Regions from separate parts of the Homo sapiens genome. Here region 1 is linked to region 2. The links are chromatin contacts, found by Hi-C or POLR2A ChIA-PET in ENCODE. All regions are on one chromosome and are shown on one strand. The core of a region is the stretch at or near the end of the contact, and the rest is flanking DNA. Distances in the headings are between cores, read along the strand shown. Region 1 overlaps TESK2 (testis associated actin remodelling kinase 2). Region 2 holds the start of PTCH2 (patched 2).

Region 1 (5,217 bases), core at 1,403-3,902, 520 kb before region 2:
GAGTTGATATTTTCTCCAGACCTTCTCTGAATGCCTTTGAACCACTGTTCAGAGATAAGCTTATTTGGTTGCAGGTATCAGTACACTGGTAATTCAAATTTTTTTAAAACTACCATTTTGTCTTATTGTTCTGAATAGTTATAATTGGTTGAAACTACTGTAGCTGACTAGAATCAGCAAGAATTGGGAACTGGAGTCCTGGGTGCATTTACCTCAGAGAGAGGTACATATTCCCTAGAGCCAGTCCAGAATATTCTCTGTATGGATATGTTTATGTGCTTGTCTGTGCCTGAATTGGTACCTACCAGACCCTATAGGGATATGTGGGAAGAACCTATACTCTTTAGCCTAGGCAGTTGTCTTAGTCCATTTATGCTGCTATAAGAATATATCATAGACTGGGTAGCTTATAAACAACAAAAATTTATTTCTCACACTTCTGGAGGCTGGGCAATCTAAGATCTAGGCACAGGCAGATTCAGTGTTTGGTGAGGGCCTACTTCATGGTTCATAAATGCCTGTCTTTTTGTTGTGTCCTTACATAGTGGAAGGGACTAAAGAACTATGGGGACACTTGTACACACATTCTCTATCGTGGTAAAATACATATAACATATAATTTACCATCTTTTTTTTGAGTGGGGGTCTTGCTATGTTGCCCAGGCTGGTCTTGAGCTCCTGGCCTCAAGCGATCCTCCCACATCAGCTTCTCAAAGTGCTGGGATTACAGGCGAGAGCCACTGTGCCTGGCCAAGAGACAAGTTCTTACTCTCATATGGAAGTGGCAGTAGGGGGAGGAGTGCTCAATAAATGTTTGTAGAAATAACCTGAATTGATATTCCTGAGTGGAGAACTGAGTGTCCACTTCTCTGTGCCTTTGGTGATTTTAAAAAAGATGTTGGCATATGATTTCTTGCATTTTAGTAATAAAGGTTTATTTACATAATATAGTTGAATTACCAATACACTTTAGAAAGTTATTGAGTGCCTTCTAGGAAAAGGCTGTATATATTTAATGAAACCAAGTATCAAACACAAATGAAATGGAAGAAACTCTGTTATTTTATTAGACCGTGAGGAAGTGAGGCAAGTTTTGGTATAGGTAAAGTTGGTATAGAAAAAGGTAACAGCCACTGAGAGGTATTGAAGTATCTATAACACATTTTATTGACTGTATTATAGTTTTCTAACTTGAAAGGTTAAAATAACAACAATTAAAAATATTAAAACTTCTGTATTAATTAAATGTATTACCAATGCCTTGGGTCATTTTATAGGGCTGACCGAGGGAGTAGTCTAGCTGAAAATGAAAGCAAAGCAGCTGTTATCCCCATCCGGGAAAGCTGAACATGCTAATGCAGTTGCTCTTGTCTCTGCTTCCTGCAGAGGGATTTGTTTAGAGGCCACACCAGCTGAGTCTGCACTGGGAGTTGCTTATGGAGAAGTGAACATTCCAGCTAATGGGCACAGAGACCGTGTAGCAATCTTCTGGCTGGGTGCGGTAGCTCACGCCTGTAATCCTAGCACTTTGGGAGGCTGAGGCGGGTGGATCACCTGAGGTCAGGAGTTCGAGACAAGCCTGGCCAACATGGGAAAACCCTGTCTCTACTAAAAAATACAAAAATTAGCTGGGTGTGGTGACACAGCCTGTAATCCCAGCTACACGGGAAGCTGAGGCTGGAGAATCACTTGAACCTGGGAGGTGGAGGTTGCAGTGAGCCGAGATGGCGCCACTGCACTCCAGCCTGAGGGACAGAGTGAGACTCCGTCTCAAAAAAAAGAAAGAAATCTTCCTTGTTGACAAATCTCAAATTTCCTTTTCTTATGCATGCAGAGGTCTTGAAACATTGAGAAGCGGTTTCTGAGGGCCTACAGGCTTATCAGCCCAACTAATGTATTCACCAAAGGCAGGCAAGAGAAATGGGTTGTAAAAGCAAATTCCATTTGTTTTCCCTCTCTGGTCCTTGGTTTGCGCTTTTTCCAGTTTGCCTGGAGAAGCCAGAATCTATTAGCCAAGTGTGATTCCTCATCTTTTGTCACCTTTTCCTGTGCTCTCCACCCTCTGGCTTTGCATATGGATTTCCAGGGCCTTCAGAGACACTGCTGAACAGAGTAAACAAGTGTTTCCCAGAACCAAGAGTCCTGGTGTCACCTGGCCTATAGAGAGTGCACATACAGTCTTTTCATTATAGTGTCTTCTGCCTGGCACTCAGTTGGGAAACCTGAGTGGCTCCTGAAGACAGGCCCGACATATCACACTGTCATCATGCTAAAGAAGTGAACCACTGCCTACCTTTTGACTTTCAGAGCTAAAGAAATCTGCCTGCATGATTAGATGTCAGCTTCACTGCCCACTTATAACCCTGAAGTTCACAAGCTCAGTTTCTTTTCAGCAAATGGGCACCTCAAATGTGAATCTTGGGCAGATTCAACTAGAATGAAGAGAGCAAGGCGCTGTGCTTATGCCGTCATTATGCCTTATTTTAAGATTTTCAAAGATGGATTATCAAGCAGGATGAAGCAGATCAACAAGTTTCCCTTTTGAGAAGTTGGAAGATTTATTTTTAGTCATTCTTTCTGTCTTGCCAAAACTGGTCCGACGCTTCCAAGGATCTGAAGTGCTGCATGGTGCTGCCCCCAACTGGTTCTTTTTGGTGCTTATATTATTACCACATCAGAAAATATATGACATTTAAATTTTTTTCGAAGCGCTTTCACATATTTTATTTTATTATTATTTTTTTGAGACAGAGTCTCACCCTGTTGCCCAGGCTGGAGTGCAGTGATATGATCTCTGCCCACCGCAACCTCTGCCTCCAAGGTTCAAGTGATTCTCGTGCCTCAGCCTCCCAAGTAGCTGGGATCACAGTCGTCTGCCACCATGCCCTGCTTATTTTTGTATCTTTAGTAGAGATGGGGTTTCACCATGTTGGCCAGACTGGTCTCGAACTCCTAGCCTCAGGGGATCCACCTGCCTTGGCCTCCCAAAGTGCTAGGAATACAGGTGTGAGCCATCTCGCCTGGCCAACTTTTACATATTTTTTTTTCAAGACAGGGTCTCACTCTGTTGCCTAGGCTGGAGTGCAGTGGCTCAATCTCACTTCACTGCAGCCTCCGCCTCCCGGGTTCAAGTGATTCTCCTGCCTCAGCCTCCCGAGTAGCTGGGATTACAGGCACCCACCACCATGCCCGGCTAATTTTTGTATTTTTAGTAGAGATGGGGTTTCACTATGTTGGCCAGGCTAGTCTTGAACTCCTGACCTTAGGTGATCTGCCCGCCTTGGCCTCCCAAAGTGCTGAGATTACAGGCGTGAGCCACGGCGCCTGGCCAACTTTCACATATTTTATTAGATTCTCATAACAACACTGCAAATTAGGTGAATCAGGGATTATCATACCTACTTATAGTTGAGAAAAGTGAAAGATGGATAGCCTTATTAGTTGATTTGTCCAAGTTAAATGGCTATTAGGAGGCTGAATTGGGCTAGAATTCAGATATTTCTCCTCTTATCCCATTAAGTTCCCTAGTCCTTTGTAAATGCAATGGTACCCAAAAATATGTATTAAGATATAAATTTTAGGCTTAGAGGAATTTCCCTCTTTTTCTCCCTTGGGAGGAGGAGGGAGATAATACATCATATAAGGTTTGAGTAAATTCATTTTTGAGCTCCTGTGCTGCATGAGGCTCTCTTACTCAGATGCTGTGGTCTCTAAGTCTCCAGTGCAACGTAGTGGTAAAGAGTATGGACTCTGGAGCCAGACTGCAGAGTCTGCCAGTCTCTGCCACTTAATAACTGGATAACTTTAAGCAAGTTGCTTAATTTCTAAATGCCTTCTCTAAAATGAGTAATAGTATGTAGTCATTTTGTAGTCCATAGCACGATGATTGGATTTTCATGTGCATGTGTGAGGTGTACTACCCTCAAACCTTATTAATGTCTGCACGTTGTCTGACATGAAAAAAAAAAGGAAAAAAAGTACCAGTGTACCTACCTTATAGGGTTATTGTGCAGATTAAATGAGATAATATATGCAAAACTCTCAGAACAGTGCCTGAAACAATTTAGATACTATATAAATAACAGCTGCTATTATTATTTATAAATACATATACTTACTCACTTTTTTTTGAGACTGGGTCTCTCTCTGTTGCCTAGGCTGGAATCTAGTGGCACAATCATGGCTCACTACAGCCTTGACCTCCTGAGGTTCAAGTGATCATCCCAACCTCAACCTGTGAGTAGCTGTGACTATAGGCACACACCACCACACCCAGCTAATTTTTTTTTTTTTTTGAGATGGAGTCTCGCTCTGTTGCCCAGGCTGGAGTGCAGTGGTACAGTCTCGGCTCACTGCAAGCTCCGCCTCCTGGGTTCATGCCATTCTCCTGCCTCAACTTCCCGAGTAGCTGGGACTACAGGCGCCTGCAACCACGCCCGGCTAATTTTTTGTATTTTTAGTAGAGACGGGGATTCAGCATGTTAGCTAGGACGGTCTCGATCTCCTGACCTCGTGATCTGCCCACCTTGGCCTCCCAAAGTGCTGGGATTACAGGTGTGAGCCATTGTGCCCAGGCTTTTTTTTTTTTTTTTTTTTTTTTTAGACGGAGTTTCACTCCGTCACTTGCCCAGGCTGGAGTACAATGGTGCAATCTCGGCTTACTGCAACCTCCATCTCCCGTGTTCAAGCGATTCTCCTGCCTCATCCTCTCGAGTACTGGGATTACACGCATGCGCCACCATGCCTGGCTAATTTTGTATTTTTAGTAGAGACAGGGTTTCTCCATGTTGGTCAGGCTGGTCTCGAACTCCCGACCTCAGGTAATCCACCTGCCTTGGCCTCCCAAAGTGCTGGGATTACAGGTGTTAGCTACTATGATCCCACCCCTGGGAGCTACCGTGCCTGGCCAATTTTTGTATTTTTTGTAGGGACGGGATTTTGCCACTTTCCCCAGGCTGGTCTCAAACTCCTGACCTCAAGTGATCCTCCCACCTTGGCCTCCTACCGTGCCCAGCCTTATTCACTTTTTTTTCTTTTTTTTTTTTTTTACTAAAAAAGCAAAGCTGCCCTTCATGGGTATTTAGGAATGATGAACAGCAAGACTATCTTCAAATAGTTTCTCCATAACCTTATCTGCTACTCTTTCCTCTGTTCACTTCAGTCTTACTCGTCTTAACCACTTTACTGAAACTGCTCTGTCCAAGGTTGCCAATGATT
Region 2 (4,815 bases), core at 2,175-4,674:
AGAGGCTGCAGTGCACCAAGATCATGCCACTGCACTGCAGCCTGGGTGACAGAATGAGACCCTGTCTCATTGAAAAAATTTAAAAAAAGGAGATCCCAAGACGTTTGTTTCATGAGTCAGTAATGAGATTTAATTAGATTGCTTTTATCCTGTTATTTGGAGAATATCTCTAGTTTAGGCCCAAAACACGTACCCAGGACCAGTGGAAATGACAGTGAAACAAGCTGTTCTATCATAAAGGAGGCTGCTTGCAGAAAGAGAAGAGAAGCCTCTTTATCCCTTCCTATTCCTGGGGTCTATGGCTTTGGCTCTGGCTGAGCTTAGCTGGGCTCAGGAAACCATTTTGTTTGGGAGAAGACAGGTCATTTTGTAGCTTGGAGCAGCCAGACAGCACTAGGCCCTAGGTTGGAAAGGCTGGAAACTGTAGACCCATTTCTTCCATCCTAGTCTTTGAACTATAAGGCAAGAGGTTTCCTTAATAGACAGACTTGGCCTTGGAAGCATCCATAGAAATGGTGGACTTTGTCACAATTGTTAGCAGTGATGGGCCTATGATGAAAGCAGAGTCCCAAGGCCCAAGTGGTTACAAATCTATTTATCCATGGACCTTATGTCTTGCAGAGTCTGGTAAAAAGGAAGGAGATTAAGACTTACTTAAAGCATAGCATCGGGAGTTGTACTCCTGATGACAACCAGTGCTGAGTCCAGGCCACTCCCTGTCTTCAGCTATTGCCCCAAGAGCAAACTAGGGGCCCATACAGACTTAAGTTAGAGGCTGTTTCTATTTCAGAGACTTGCTAGGGGTACAGTTCTTTTTAACCTTAAATTTTTTATGTTATCATTATTATTGTTTTTTGAGGCAGGGTCTCACTTTGTCGCCCAGGCTGGAGTGCAATGGCACAATCACAGCTCGCTGCAGCCTCTATCAACTCTCCTGCCTCAGCCTCCCAAGTAGCTGGGACTACAGGTGTGCGCCACCACACCCAGCTAATTTTTTATTTTTTGTAGAGATGGGGTCTCACTATGTTGCCAGGGCTTGAACTCCTGGCCTCAAGCAATCCTCCCGCCTCAGCTTCCCAAAGGGCTGGGATTACAAGCATGAGCTACCATGCCACTTTATGCTCAGCAGGACACACTCTATAACAGGGAGAAGAAAGTGCTATTCAGGTAGGCTGCTTTTCATGTGCAGTTACTGTTTGGCCAACAGCATCATACATATATTAGTTCCTCCATAGGCATTTTTCTGGGTGAATGGACAAATGGAAATGGCAAACCTGTTAGGTGTTCACCCCTTCAACCTAAATGTTCCTCTTCCCCAGGACTGAGGCTCTAGAGATGATGTTAATTTGCACAAGCTTTCAAAAAATCAGTTGAGCAGTGTGTATCAAGAGCCATAAAAATGTTCATACTCTTTGACCCAAACAACCCACTTCTGGGAATCTGTCCTAAGGATATTCTCCAAATGATTGATTACAAAAACTACATAGTAACATGAAATATTTATGATGGAATGATTTTTTTTAAGTCTGGAAGAACTGACCAAGAAATTTGCCAGAGATAATAGTAGTTGTGTTAGAAAAATTAGCTTATTGTAGATTCATTTTCTCTTTCTCAAACTTTACATATTGGAATATTGATTTTACCCTACTCTGCCACTTGAGGTTTATCAATCAGGAACCCAATAGAAACAGCACACTCAGATAGGATAGTTGAAAGTTTAATAGAGGGACTATTGCCTCTATTCTTCCCAATTTCCAATCCTTTACACCCTGAATTCTGCAACTCTTAGTGACTCACTCAACAATTATTAAGCACCTATTTATTGTCTGGTGAAGAAGGCAGACTTTCAAGTACATAAGTTTTTGTGTCATAAATGCAATTATACATATATAAATTGAGTTGTTATGCAGAGCACAAAGAAGCAATTATCTGCCAGGAGAGAGACATGAATCAAGGAAGGTTTCAAAGAGGGGGTAGGCTGGGTACAGTGGCTCACGCCTATAATTCCAGCACTTTGGAAGGCCCAGGTGGGCAGATGACCTGAGCCCAGGAGTTTGAGACCAACCTGGGCAACATGGCAAAACCCTGTCTATACAAAATTACAAAAATTAGCTAGGTGTGGTGGTGCACACCTGTAGTCCCAGCCATTTGGGAGGTCGAGGTGGGAGGATCCCTTGAGACTGGGAGCTCAAGGCTGCAGTGTGCTGTGAAGGCACCACTGCACTCCAACCTGGGCAACAGAGGGAGATCCTGCCTCAAAAAAAAAAAAAAAAAGGTGGGTTTTGGGGGTGATTCAAGTTCAGTTTTTGAAGATTATCTGCCAAGACAAAAGGACCAAAACATGTACAAAGGCAGGAACGAGGGAACACTGATGTGAGGGAACTATGGGAGAGAAGGCTTTAGCTAGATCACACAGGGCCCTGTGCTCCAAGTGGGCCTTGTGCTTTGGAGCTATCAGATTTGCATGTTAGAGAAATGACTCTGGTCTCAGTGGAGAGAGTGGACTGAAGAGGGCAAGAATGGAAGCCGGGAAGAGTGAACAGAAGAAATCTTGGGCTTTGATTGGGTCGGAAAGAAAGTGTGGCCCTACCCACTTTGATGCCATCTCTAAGACCTACTGCTACCTGACCCCCGACCTCTGGAAGGAGACTGTATTCACCAAGTCTCCCTATCAGGAATTCACTGACCACCTCGTCAAGACCCACACCAGAGTCTCCGCGCAGAGGATCCAGGCTCCAGCTGTGGCTACAACATAGGGTTTTTATACAAGAAAAATAAAGTGAATTAAGCCTGAAAAAAAAAAAAAAGAAAAGAAAAAGAAATTGTGGCCCTAGGCCGGGCGCGGTGGCTCACGCTTGTCATCCCAACACTTTGGGAGGCTGAGGCGGGCGGATATCCTGAGCTCGGGAGTCTGAGACCAACCGGGGCAACATGGCGAAACCCGTTCTCTACCAAAAATACAAAAAGCCGGGCGTGGTGGTGCATGCCTGTGATCCCAGCTACTCGGGAGGCTGAGGTGGGAGGATGGCTTGAGCCTGGAAGGCGGAGCCTGCAAGCCGAGATGGAGCCACTGCACTCCAGCCTGGGTGACAGAGTGAGACCCCGTCTTAAAAAAAAAAAAAAAAGTGTATCCCTAACAGAGCCCGCAAAGGCCCTTTCTCAGCGTAAGCCTCTGGACTTACACTTGGCCGGCGCTGCGCCTCTCCGGGATCCCCCTCCCTCCTCCTCCCTGGGGCCCCGCGGGCGGGAGGGAGGCGCGGGGTGGCCCAGCCTGGGTGGTCTCCCGCCCCGCCCCCTGCGGCGCCGTTACCTAGCAGCGGGCCGGGCCGCGCGGCTAGGGTAATTTGCGGGCCCCTCAGCCAATGGGAGGGCGTCGCCCCGGCCAGCTCCCTTTTCTGGAGCTCCAGCCGCCTCCCGGGGACTGCAGTTGCCACCTCGAGCCCTGCTGTGCGTCTCGGGCCAGCAATTCCGCCTGCGCGCGGGACCCATTCCTCCTCCAGCCGCCGCGGCCCACGGCCCACGGAGCGGGTGAATCCCGGCGCCGCGCCCCGGACCCGCAGCTCCCTGCACTCCTCCCTCCCAGCCGCTTTAACACCCACACCCCACAGTCTCTCCCACGCCCGCGCCTTGGCGGCCCCACTGAATCCCTACGCGGGGCCCAGCGGTACCGGGAGACCGGGCTAGCCTATGGGAGCGCCCAGATAACGCGGGTTGGGGGCGCCCGCGCCCCCCATCCCCGCCAGCATGACTCGATCGCCGCCCCTCAGAGAGCTGCCCCCGAGTTACACACCCCCAGCTCGAACCGCAGCACCCCAGGTGAGTAGAGGGGGAGCTGGAAGAAGGAAGAGAGCGGAGCCAGGTCTGTCACTCGGGCCTCTGCAAGGTTTGTGATGTCTTGAAGTGCCGAGTGTCATTAGATGTCTGAAGGCAAGTGAGAGCCAGCACCGCAAGCAAGTTGTGCGTGTGTGTCGGTGTGTCTGTGCCGGTGTCTCCTCATCGTCTGGCCAGTGAGAATGAATGTCTGTGGGTTCACCTCTGTGTCCACCCGACGACAGGTGTGTGTACATATGTATCCTGCTCTCAGAAAATGGGCCTATGCCGGCCGGGCGCGGTGACTCACGCCTGTAATCCCAACACTGGGAGGCTGAGGCAGGCAGATTACCTGAGGTCAGGAGTTCGAGACCAGCCAGGCCAACATGGGGAAACTCTGTCTCTACTAAAAATAAAAAATTAGCAGGGCGTGGTGGCGGGCGCCTGTAGTCCCAACTACTCGGGAGGCTGAGGCAGGAGAATCTCTTGAACCTGGGAGGCGGAGGTTGCAGTCAGCCGAGATCACACCACTGCACTCCAGCCAGGGCAACAGAGCGAGACTGCGTCTCAAAAAAAAAAAAAAAAAAAAAAAGGAGAGAAAACAAAAAGAAAAGAAAGGAAAATAGGCCTATGCCTTCCTCAGGTGTGTGCTGGGGATGGTGGGTGTTACATCTTCCAAGTCTGGGCCTGTGTCTGTGTTGGTGCTCCCTGTCCCACATCCAGAAATCAAGAAGCGAGGGCTGGGCAGCAGATATACAGGGTGAGAAGGGAAGGATTTCATGCATTGTTGCAGTGATGCCTGGCTGACCCTTCTCTTTCCATCCCAGATCCTAGCTGGGAGCCTGAAGGCTCCACTCTGGCTTCGTGCTTACTTCCAGGGCCTGCTCTTCTCTCTGGGATGCGGGATCCAGAGACATTGTGGCAAAGTGCTCTTTCTGGGACTGTTGGCCTTTGGGGCCCTGGCATTAGGTCTCCGCATGGCCATTATTGAGACAAACTTGGAAC

Evidence for each region. Hi-C counts contacts between places; a loop is a spot of excess contacts on that map. ChIA-PET counts read pairs that join two places held with the same protein, here RNA polymerase II (POLR2A). Pooled maps may share reads with other maps.
Region 1: a loop to region 2 is called in a pooled map, with 2.2 times the contacts of the local background. The contact joins the enhancer-like site here to the promoter of PTCH2 in region 2. A Hi-C loop is called at or near these places in 3 of 50 pooled maps. POLR2A ChIA-PET finds 5 or more read pairs at or near these places in 3 of 52 experiments (A673, H1 and Panc1).

What each region holds. Positions count from the first base shown.
Region 1 is chr1:45,357,391-45,362,607 of GRCh38, reverse strand. The region is part of intron 4 of TESK2 (testis associated actin remodelling kinase 2); the gene reads left to right. It also overlaps the pseudogene LOC124904849. Among named protein-coding and RNA genes, the nearest start is that of TOE1, 20 kb to the right of the region's middle. RefSeq lists enhancers at 1,644-2,143, 2,274-2,353, 2,614-2,713. Within about 2 kb of position 2,652, at least 9 of the 41 ENCODE cell types and tissues checked have a DNase peak (open chromatin) inside an H3K27ac peak, as active enhancers do.
Region 2 is chr1:44,841,862-44,846,676 of GRCh38, reverse strand. PTCH2 (patched 2) reads left to right here and starts at 3,424. Exons shown (of 22, transcript NM_003738.5): 1 at 3,424-3,816; 2 at 4,638-4,815. The coding sequence starts at 3,745. RefSeq lists a silencer at 3,209-3,478.